Linked DNA regions of Homo sapiens: region 1 is linked to region 2. A link is a loop called in an ENCODE intact Hi-C map of the cell type or tissue named here. Cell type or tissue: heart right ventricle. All regions are shown on one strand. Links, peaks and the distances in the headings refer to the core of each region. The heading gives the core; the rest is flanking DNA.

Region 1 (5,359 bases), core at 249-5,248, 150 kb after region 2:
GTCTGTACCTTCTTCTTCTTCTTCTTCTTCTTTTTTTTTTTTGAGAGAGTCTCGCTCTGTCACCCAGCCTACAGTGATGCAATCTCAGGTCATTGCAACCTCCACCTCCTGGGCTCAAGTGATTCTCCTGCCTCAGCCTCCCAAGTAGCTGGGATTACAGGCACCCTCCACCAAGCCCGGGTAATTTCTGTATTTTTAGTAGAGACCAGGTTTCACCACGTTGGCCAGGCTGGTCTGGAACTCCTGACCTCAAGTGATCCACCTGCCTCGGCCTCCCAATGTGCTGGGATTACAGGCATGAGCCACTGTGCCCGGCCTATTCATTTTTTTTCCTCCCTTTTTTGTCTTTTTTTATGCAAATGGAAGCACCTTTTTCTTCGCTGTGTATTACTCCATGATGACCAAATGTCTTGGACTCTGTTGCAGGATGGACTTTGGGGGAACCTCCTGGATGTCATCCTGGGGTACACTTCCAGCTGTGGGATTATGGAGTCAAGGTTGTGCTGACCAGGCTGGGTGGCTCATGCTTGTCATCCCAGCACTTTGGGAGGCTGAGGCAGGAGGACTGCTTGAGCTCAGGAGTTCAAGACAAGCCTGGGCAACCTAGTGAGATCTTGTCTCTACAAAAAAATTTAAGGGGGGAGGGGGGAGGGATAGCCTTAGGAGATATACCTAATGCTAAATGACGAGTTAATGGGTGCAGCACACCAGCATGGCACATGTATACATATGTAACTAACCTGCACATTGTGCACATGTACCCTAAAACTTAAAGTATAATAATAATAAAATAAAATAATAAATAAAATTAAAAAAAAAACTTTATTTGCAAAAAAATAAAAAATAAAAAATTTAAAAATAAATTAGCTGGACCGGGAGCAGTGGCTCACGCCTGTAATCCCAGCACGTTGGGAGGCCGAGGAGGGTGGATCACCTGAGGTCAGGAGTTCGAGACCAGCCTGGCCAACGTGGTGAAACCTGGTCTCTACTAAAAATACAAAAATTACCCGGGCATGGTGGCAGGCACCTGTAATCCCAGCTACTCGGGAGGCTGAGGCAGGAGAATTGCTTGAACCCGGGAGGCGGAGGTTGCTTTGAGCCGAGATCATGCCACTGCACTCCAGCCTAGGCAACAGAGCGACACCCTGTCTCAATAATGATAATAAAAGGCCGGGCGCGGTGGCTGACGCCTCTAATCCACCACTTTGGGAGGCCGAGGAGGGTGGATCACGAGGTCAGGAGATCAAGACCATCCTGGCTAACACGGTGAAACCCTGACTCTACTAAAAGTACAAAAAATTAGCCGGGCGAGGTGGCGGGCGCCTGTAGTCCCAGCTACTAGGGAGGCTGAGGCAGGAGAATGGCGTGAACCAGGGAGGCGGAGCTTGCAGTGAGCCGAGATGGAGCCACTGCACTCCAGCCTGGGCGACCTGAGCGAAACTCTGTCTCAAAAAAATAAATAAATACATAAATCAGTAATAATAATAATAATAATGAGGCTGTGGCGTTTGCAAGGTGCCCTCCACCTGGTTCCCGCTGCTAGTGTCCCTGCGGGTATCAGACACCCCTTGTCAGTCATGTGGGACACATTCAGTCCCAAACCACCAGATCGGGGACGTCCCTCACCTGCCCTGAACTTTCCATGGCTCTCCAGGGTCCTGGGGACAAACCCAAGCTATCCTCACTCAGGGTCTCCGCTGAGGGCTGGCCTCCCCGCCAGGCTGGGCCCACCCCCTGGAGCCCCAGCCCCTACGAGGGTCAAAGCCCTTCCCATATTCACAGGCCTTAGAGTTCGCGCCTTGGCTGGGCTCCTAGTCCGGGCTGAGCGTCTACTCGCTGGTTAAGGTCGGTCCTTCCAGGTCCACAGCGGCCTCCACGCGGCCCACCCCCTGCCTGCTCCGCCCCCTCCAGCCCCCTCCCGCGCTCTCACTCCGACCTTGCACCGGGAGGAGGGAATAGGGGGGTTGCCGCTGGGTGAATAGAGGGCGCGTGGGCAGGGGAGGGAGTGGCGAGCGGCTGCCGGAGAGGCGGGAAGGCAAGGCCAGGGGAGGGGGGCACGGGCTATAAACGCTCGGCCGCAGCGGCGCCGGCAGAGGAGCCGCCGAGCCCAGCACAGCTGCCCTCTGGACCCTGCGGACCCCAGCCGAGCCCCTTCCTGAGTTCCACAGGCGCAGCCCCCGGGCGGTCGGGCGGAGGGGTCCCCGGGGCGGTGCCAGGGCGCAATCCTGGAGGGCGGCCGGGAGGAGGAGGTGCGCGCGGCCATGCACACCGTGGCTACGTCCGGACCCAACGCGTCCTGGGGGGCACCGGCCAACGCCTCCGGCTGCCCGGGCTGTGGCGCCAACGCCTCGGACGGCCCAGTCCCTTCGCCGCGGGCCGTGGACGCCTGGCTCGTGCCGCTCTTCTTCGCGGCGCTGATGCTGCTGGGCCTGGTGGGGAACTCGCTGGTCATCTACGTCATCTGCCGCCACAAGCCGATGCGGACCGTGACCAACTTCTACATCGGTGAGTGCGGGCGCTGCGCCGCACCTGCTGCCGTCCCGGGGGCTCCGAGGGCCGAGCGGCCTGGGGCGCCCTCTCGCGACGCATCGGGGCCCTCTCGGACCCGGCTCTGTCCCCTGCAGGGGTCCCCCCCAACCTCGAATCTTTTCCCTGTGGTCCCTGCACCTGAGGCTAGAGGTCGCAAACTCCAGCGCGGGCGGGCCCGGGCGGGCCGGAGGGTGGGGAGTGTGGCACATGGAAACCTCGACCTGGCCACTCGCGGGGCTCGCCCCGGTGCAGCGCGGGCCAACGGCTCGGTGTCAGCTGAACAAAGGGCTGGGGGAGGGGCTGGCTTGGCCCGCGGGCCTTAGTTTGCGACCCCTGCCCCGGTGGCTCTCTGAGCCTGTTTATGCATTTGTGTCCTGGGGTCCCCTATCACACACAGCTGTGAGCCCAGTCGGTGGCTGCTGGGCCGGCACCATTGTCTCCAGTTTGCAGTTGTGGAAACTGAGGCTCAGAGGGTCAGGGGCCTGCTTAGGCTCCCCCAGCCCGGACAGGGCCCAGCAGAACCGATTTCTGCCGGAATGGCCAGGAAATCCGAGCCGGAGGCGTAATGTTTGAGATGTAAGGGGGAATTACTAGAAGGCGCCCCAACTTCTCCGCCCGAGGAGGCCAGGGGCGCTGGGGGAGGGGGGGGCCTCCCTGAGCCATCCTGCTGGTCACTCGGACCAAGGTGGGGGCCAGGGGTCAGGGCCAGGAGCGCTGGGCGGTTCCCGCGGCCAGTGGCGCCCACGCCCAGCGCCCGCGCATCCCCACCGCAGCCAACCTGGCGGCCACGGACGTGACCTTCCTCCTGTGCTGCGTCCCCTTCACGGCCCTGCTGTACCCGCTGCCCGGCTGGGTGCTGGGCGACTTCATGTGCAAGTTCGTCAACTACATCCAGCAGGTGCGCTCCGGAGCAGGAGGGGAGAGGGCGCACTTGGGGACGGGCGGGGGTGCGCTCCGCAGTGGGAGGGGAGGGGACGCACTTGGGGACAGGCGGGAGTGCGCTCCGCAGTGGGAGGGGAGGGGATCGTACGTGGGGACGGGGAGGGGGGGTGCGCTGCGGAGCAGGAGGGGAGGGAGCGCACGTGGGGACGGAGGGAGATGCACTCAGAAGCTGGAGGGGAGGGGGCGCATGGTGGGGCGGGGCAGGGGTGCACTCTGGAGCAGGAGGGGAGGAGGCGCACGTGGGGACGAGGAGAGGGGATGAGCTCCGGAGCGGGGGGCGGGCGCATGTGGGGAGGGGGAGCCCACGTGGGAAGGGAGGACGGACCTTGGGCGGGGCGCGAGGCAACGCATAGGAGAACCAGGGGCTGGGGTGCCCAGCTTGCGGGAAGGGGCTGGGCGGTGGTGCAGCCTAGAACTGGAGTGGGGGGCGGGAATGGGGGAGGGATGCAGACGGGGACCCGGGTCACTGGTGAGGAAGGGCTACTGAGGCCCTGAGGCTTCTTGCCCCGCCTGTCCCTCCATCCCACGCAGCCCCCCTGTCTCAGACTCGGGGTATCAGCCGCCCCCCAAGGGCTCCCTCACTTCCCCAATCCTCCTGCCCTCCTCTCCCAGTCTCCCCACCTTCTGTCCCCTCAACCCGCACTGGACACTCCTCCCAGGACACTTCCCGTGTATGTGCCTGAGTGTTCGCACACGTAGGGGGATCAGCAGGGCGGGCGGACAGGGCAGGCTCCCAACCGCGCAGGTGGCCACACGCCCGGCTGGCGGCTCCCGCAGGTCTCGGTGCAGGCCACGTGTGCCACTCTGACCGCCATGAGTGTGGACCGCTGGTACGTGACGGTGTTCCCGTTGCGCGCCCTGCACCGCCGCACGCCCCGCCTGGCGCTGGCTGTCAGCCTCAGCATCTGGGTAGGTGAGTACAGCTCAGGGGCCTCACGGGAGAAGGCGGACACGTCCTAGTGCCCTGGGCGCCCGGAGCCACCTGCCGCCTCGGTCCAGCATCTGGAAAATGGGCGCAATAGCTCTGCCTGCCTAGGGCCAGCGAGGCTGCAGACGGGGCGCCCGGGCCTTTGCAGGGTGGCTGGGTGAACGCCTCCCGGGGAGGCACGTGGGGGACCGCTGGTTCCCCGAGCGGGGTCTTCATCCTGGCTTGTGGCACAGGCTCTGCGGCGGTGTCTGCGCCGGTGCTCGCCCTGCACCGCCTGTCACCCGGGCCGCGCGCCTACTGCAGTGAGGCCTTCCCCAGCCGCGCCCTGGAGCGCGCCTTCGCACTGTACAACCTGCTGGCGCTGTACCTGCTGCCGCTGCTCGCCACCTGCGCCTGCTATGCGGCCATGCTGCGCCACCTGGGCCGGGTCGCCGTGCGCCCCGCGCCCGCCGATAGCGCCCTGCAGGTGCGCGGCGTGGGTGGGAGGACAGCAAGGCTGGGCGGGCGGGGAGGCACCGTGGTGGGAGGCGCCGGTGGGGGCATCTGCGCGGGCAGGGACAGCCCAAGGGGTCCAGGAGGGGCGGTGCGAGGGGATGAGCTGAGCCGGGCCCCAGCCTTTCGTCTAACCACCTTCACGGCACCCCCCCAGGGGCAGGTGCTGGCAGAGCGCGCAGGCGCCGTGCGGGCCAAGGTCTCGCGGCTGGTGGCGGCCGTGGTCCTGCTCTTCGCCGCCTGCTGGGGCCCCATCCAGCTGTTCCTGGTGCTGCAGGCGCTGGGCCCCGCGGGCTCCTGGCACCCACGCAGCTACGCCGCCTACGCGCTTAAGACCTGGGCTCACTGCATGTCCTACAGCAACTCCGCGCTGAACCCGCTGCTCTACGCCTTCCTGGGCTCGCACTTCCGACAGGCCTTCCGCCGCGTCTGCCCCTGCGCGCCGCGCCGCCCCCGCCGCCCCCGCCG
Region 2 (5,359 bases), core at 302-5,301:
TTAGTAGAGACAGGGTTTCTCCATATTGGCCAGGCTGGTCTCGAACTCCTGACTCCAGGTGATCCACTTGCCTCAGCCTCCCAAAGTGCTGGGATTACAGGCGTGAGCCACCTCGCCCGGCCTATTCTGTCCTGTTTTTTTAAGATTTAGTTTGCCGGGCACAGTCACTCACACCTGTAATCCCACCATTTTGGGAGGCCGAGGCGGGCGGATCACAAGGTCAGGAGATCGAGACCAGCCTGGCCAATGTGGTGAAACCCTGTCTCTACTAAAAATACAAAAATTAGCCGGGCGCAGTGGTGCGCACCTGTAATCCCAATTACTCGGGAGGCTGAGGCAGGAGAATCGCTTGAACCCGAGAGGCGGAGGTTGCAGTGAGCCAAGATCGCGCCACGGCACTCCAGCCTGGGCGACAGAGCAAGACTGTGCTCAAAAAAAAAGATTTAGTTTAATTCCTGTAATGAGTCAGCCCCTTGGAAAATCAGACAGAATTCTGCCTGCTGAGCAGACACATTCCAGAAGTTACTCTGTGAGAGGTTTAGACGAATTCCTAGTGAAATTTCCAGGGGCGGGAGAGCGTGTCTGGAAGGTCTGCGGACATCACAGCAATCACAGAGGCCTTTGGGGCGGGCAAAACTGTCCGCTGGCGCTCGCTGCTAGCAGGAGGGAGTTCATATTCTTTCCTGGTTTCCTCCTGGCTCAGTGTATCATGATATGCCAGGGAAAGGAGGAGAATTCTCTTTTTTGTTTGTTTGGTTTTTTGAGACAGAGTCTCACGCTGTTGCCCAGGCTGGAGTGCAGCGGCGCAATCTCAGCTCACCACAACCTCTGCCTCCTGGGTTCAAGCGATTCTCCTGCCTCAACCCCCGGAGTAACTGGGATTACAGGCACCCACCACCACGCCTGGCTAATTTTTGTATTTTTAGTAGAGACGGGGTTTCTCCATGTTGGGCAGGATGGTCTGGAACTCCAGACCTCAGATGATCCACCCGCCTCAGCCTCCCAAAGTGCTGGGGTTACAGGCGTGAGACACTGCACCTGGCCTCAACTCCATTTTAATTAACCCTGCAGGGGCCAGGCATGGTAGCTCATGCCTGTAATCCTGGCATTTTGGGAAGCTGAGGCAGGAGGTGGATCACCTGAGGTCAGGAGTTTGAGACCAGCGTGACCAACATGGTGAAACCCTGTCTCTAGGAAATACAAAAAATTAGCTGGGCGTGGTGGCAGGTGTCTGTAATCCCAGCTACTCGGGAGGCTGAGGCAGGAGAATCACTTGAACCCAGGAGGCAAAGATCGTGGTAAGCCGAGATCGCACCATTGCACTCCAGGCTGGGCAACAAGAGCGAGACTCCATCTCAAAAAATAAAAATAAATAAATAAAAAATAAATAAAAATAAAAAAAATTAGCCAGGCGTGGTAGCGCGTGCCTAGTCCCAGCTACTCAGGAGGCTGAGACACGAGAATCACTTAAACCCGGGAGATGGAGGTTGCAGTGAGCTGAGATCGCGCCACTACACTCCGGCCTGGGCAACAGAGCAAGACTTCGTCTCAAAAATAAATAAATAAATAAATAAATAAAATAAAGAGATTTAGGAGAGGACACAAGCAAACATAACTCAGACTGACTTTGGCAAAACTAGGCTTTATGGGTTCCCGTAACTGAAACATCAATGTAGGGCCAGCTTCAGGCTCAGCTGGTTCCAGGTGCCACACAGCATCCTCAGGTTCCTTCGGTGTTGGGAGCTCAGGCTCCAAGCCCAGGACAGATTCCCAGCTCTGCCACATGCCCCTGAGGGACCCTGGGCAAGGCCTACCCCTCTCCCAGCCTCAGTGTCCTTATCTGTAAGTGAAGTCGCCACATTGACATCCCTGCCCTGGGGGACGTCATGAGGGTCACCGGGCACCTGGTGAAAATCAGTGAGGAATAAGAATGAATGTTGAGGCCAGGTGCGGTGGCTCACGCCTGTAATCCCAGCACTCTGGGAGGCCGAGGCGGGCGGATCACGAGGTCAGGAGATCAAGACCATCCTGGCTAACATGGTGAAACTCCGTCTCTACTAAAAATACAAACAATTAGCCGGGCGTGGTGGTGGGCGCCTGTAATCCCAGCTACTCGGGAGGCTGACGCAGGAGAGTGGGGTGAACCCAGGAGGTGGAGCTTGCAGTGAGCCGAGATCGCGCCACTGCACTCCAGCCTGGGCGACAGAGCGAGACTCCGTCTCAAAAAAAAAAAAAAAAAAAAAAAAGAATGAATGTTGGTTCTGACCAAGTAAATTAACGAATTGTCACCAGACAATGACTTCCATGTGACTTTCTGGTGTGAGCCGGAGAGGAGCCGATGCACGCTGCCACCAGAGGGCGGCAAACACCAAGGATGCAGCCGCGGCCCTCGCCCCGCCAGGGAGAAAACGCACCTGCCGCCACTCTCACCTTCTCATTCCCGTAACCGGATGGTGTTTGCTTAGTGCTCCTTGAAAGCCTGGACAGGGCCGGGCGCGGTGGCTCACGCCTGTAATCCCAGCACTTCGGGAGGCCAAGACGGGTGGATCACTTGAGGTCAGGAGTTCAAGACCAGCCTGGCCAACGTGGCAAAACCCCGTCTCTACTTAAAAAAAAAAAAAAAAATAGCCGGGTGTGATGGCGTTCACCTGTAATCCCAGCTACTCAGGAAGCTGAGGCAGGAGAATTGCTTGAACCTGGGAGGTGGAGGTTGCAGTGAGCTGAGATTGAGCCATTGCACTCCAGCCTGGGTGACAGAGGAAGACTCCATCTAAAAAAAAAAATTATTTGTAGAGATGACAGAGTGAGACTCCATCTAAAAAAAAATTATTTGTAGAGATGGGGTTCTCACCATGTTTCCCAAGCTGGTCTTGAACTCCTCAAGTGATCCTCCTGCCTCATCCCCACAAAGTGCTGGGATTACTGGTGTGAGCCATCGAGCCCAGCCCTGACCAACTATTTAGAGGTTGAAAACAGAGCCCGCAGGGCCGGGCGCGGTGGCTCACACCTGTAATCCCAGCACTTTGGGAGGCCGAGGCCCTCGGATCACGAGGTCAGGAGATTGAGACCATCCTGGCTAACAAGGTGAAACCCTGTCTCTACTAAAAATACAAAAAAATTAGCCGGGTGTGGTGGGGGGCACCTGTAGTCCCAGCTACTCAGGAGGCTGAGGCAGGAGAATCACTTGAACCTGGGAGGAGGCGGAGCTTGCAGTGAGCCGAGATCGAGCCACTGCACTCCAGCCTGGGCGACAGAGTGAGACTCCGTCTCAAAAATAAAAATAAAAATAAATAAATAAAATTAGCCGGAAGTGGCCGAGTGCGGTGGCTCTTCCACAGCAGCCAGAGGGCGCCTGTGAGGCTGACTGGGGGTGTCCCTGCTCTGCCCACAGCCCTCCATGGCTCCCATTTCCCTCTGGGTAGAAGCCCAAGTCCTCCGTGCAGCCCACAAGGCTCTGCCCAGTCCCCTCTCTCCTCTCCCTCCTCTGTCTACTCTCCCTCCTCCCTGTCTCCCCCTCCTCCTCTGCCCAGTCCCCTCTCTCCTCTCCCTCCTCCCTCTCTCCTCTCCCTCCTCCCTCCCTATCTCCCCCTCCTCCTCTACCCAGTCCCCTCTCTCCTCTCCCTCCTCCCTATCTCCCCCTCCTCCTCTACCCAGTCCCCTCTCTCCTCTCCCTCCTCCCTTTCTCCCCCTCCTCCTCTACCCAGTCCCCTCTCTCCTCTCCCTCCTCCCTGTCTCCCCCTCCTCCTCTGCCCAGTCCCCTCTCCTCTCCTTCCTCCCTGTCTCCCCCTCCCTCCTCCCTGTCTCCCCCTCCTCCTCTGCCCAGTCCCCTCTCTCCTCTCCCTCCTCCCTGTCTCTCCCTCCTCCTCTGCCCAGTCCCCTCTCCTCTCCTTCCTCCCTGTCTCCCCCTCCCTCCTCCCTGTCTCCCCCTCCTCCTCTGCCCAGTCCCCTCTCTCCTCTCCCTCTTCCCTGTCTCCCCCTCTGCCCAGTCCCCTCTCTCCTCTCCCTCCTCCCTGTCTCCCCCTCCTCTGCCCAGTCCCCTCTCTACTCTCCCTCCTCCCTGTCTCCCCCCTTCCTCTGCTCCAGCCACACGGGCCTCCTCCCTGTTCCTCCAACTTGCCAGGCGGGGTCCTGCCCCAGGGCCTTTGCCTCCCCAGGTGAGGTCCGGCCCCAGGGCCTTTGCACGGCCATGTCCTCTGCCTGGTTTCCCTTCCCTAGGTACCCACTGGGTTCATTTCTTCACTTCTTTCAAGGCTTTGGTGAACGCTCCCCTCATCACACAGCTGTTGCTCAGTAAATATGGCAGAATAAATAGCTGGGCAGGGCTCAGTGGCTCATGCCTGTGATCCTAGCACTTCTGGAGGCTGAGGCAGGAGGCTCACTTGAGCTCAGGAGTTGGAGACTAGCCTGGCCAACGTAGAGAGACTCCATCTCTACTTAGGGTGACCAGGGGAGAGAACAAAATCATGGGCTCATTTTTTTTTTTTTTTTGAAATGGAGTCTTGCTCTGTCGCACAGGCTAGAGTGCAGTGGTGAGATCTCGGCTCACTGCAACCTCCACCTCCTGGGTTCAAGCAATTCTCCTGCTTCAGCCTCCTGAGTAGCTGGGATTACAGGCACATGCCACCACACCCGGCTAATTTTGTATTTTTAGTAGAGACAGAGTTTCGCCATGTTGGCCAGGGTGGTCTCGAACTCCTGACTGCAGGTGATCTGCCCGCCTCACCCTCCCAAAGTGCTGGGATTACAGGTGTGAGTCACTGCACCCAGCAAAAAATGTTTATTATTCCCATTTCACAGACCAGCAAACTGAGGCCCAGAGGGAGCCGCCTGAGGAAACTGGATTGCGCAGCTGATGGAGTCTCAACCAGAGAAGGGGCCCGTGGGGCCTAGATTCAGACTTCCGGCTGTGCAGGCAAGCAGGAGGGCCCCCCAGTCAGGGTCCCCAGGACACCAACCCCAAGCCAAATGAGGCCACCAGAGGCTGTGCCCAGCCCCAGTCCCGCACGGGGCAGGTGTGGAGCAAATGCTGGCGGGATAGAGGGATGGAGAAGGGGGCTGCCTGGGAGTGAGGGGCTGGGTGCCCCACCCACCTGGCCTCAGCCTCCTGCCCTATCCGAGAACAGAGCTCTGGTTTCCTGCCCGGCAGCCCGTGAGGAGCAGCGAGGCATGGCCAGCTGGGGGCCGGACAGTCCTGAAGAGCTTGAGGACTGGCTCCTGGCTCCTAAAGCATAGCGCCGGCTCTGGGGATCTGCCAGGGAGAGACCAGCTCCAGGGCCCCTGGATGCAGGTTAGAGCTCAGGCTGTCCCCTGATGGCCTCGGTGCTATGGGTGAGTTTCTCCACCTCTCTGTGCTCAGCCT

What was found. Hi-C counts contacts between places; a loop is a spot of excess contacts. Peaks named below come from ENCODE experiments on the same cell type or tissue, not always from the same donor. Only the 100,000 strongest peaks of a DNase experiment are listed, where the experiment ranks them.
Region 1: a loop joins it to region 2, with 6 times the contacts of the local background. A loop is called at or near these places in 98 of 110 quality-filtered maps.

The regions. Positions count from the first base shown.
Region 1 is chr19:915,242-920,600 of GRCh38, forward strand. It overlaps KISS1R (KISS1 receptor), which reads left to right and starts at 2,092. Exons shown (of 5, transcript NM_032551.5): 1 at 2,092-2,505; 2 at 3,303-3,427; 3 at 4,249-4,384; 4 at 4,633-4,865; 5 at 5,049-5,359. The coding sequence starts at 2,262. RefSeq lists silencers at 1,833-1,972, 1,983-2,072, 2,473-2,672, 4,678-5,067, 5,298-5,359 and enhancers at 3,666-4,606, 4,607-5,359. In heart right ventricle, for the core only: a CTCF peak has its summit at 2,591; no DNase peak of the experiment used is centred there; H3K4me3 peaks cover 1,854 bases; H3K27me3 peaks cover 4,232 bases.
Region 2 is chr19:768,073-773,431 of GRCh38, forward strand. No RefSeq gene overlaps it. Among named protein-coding and RNA genes, the nearest start is that of LINC01836, 12 kb to the right of the region's middle. In heart right ventricle, for the core only: CTCF peaks have their summits at 2,354 (motif pointing right) and 3,350; a DNase peak (open chromatin) is centred at 2,379.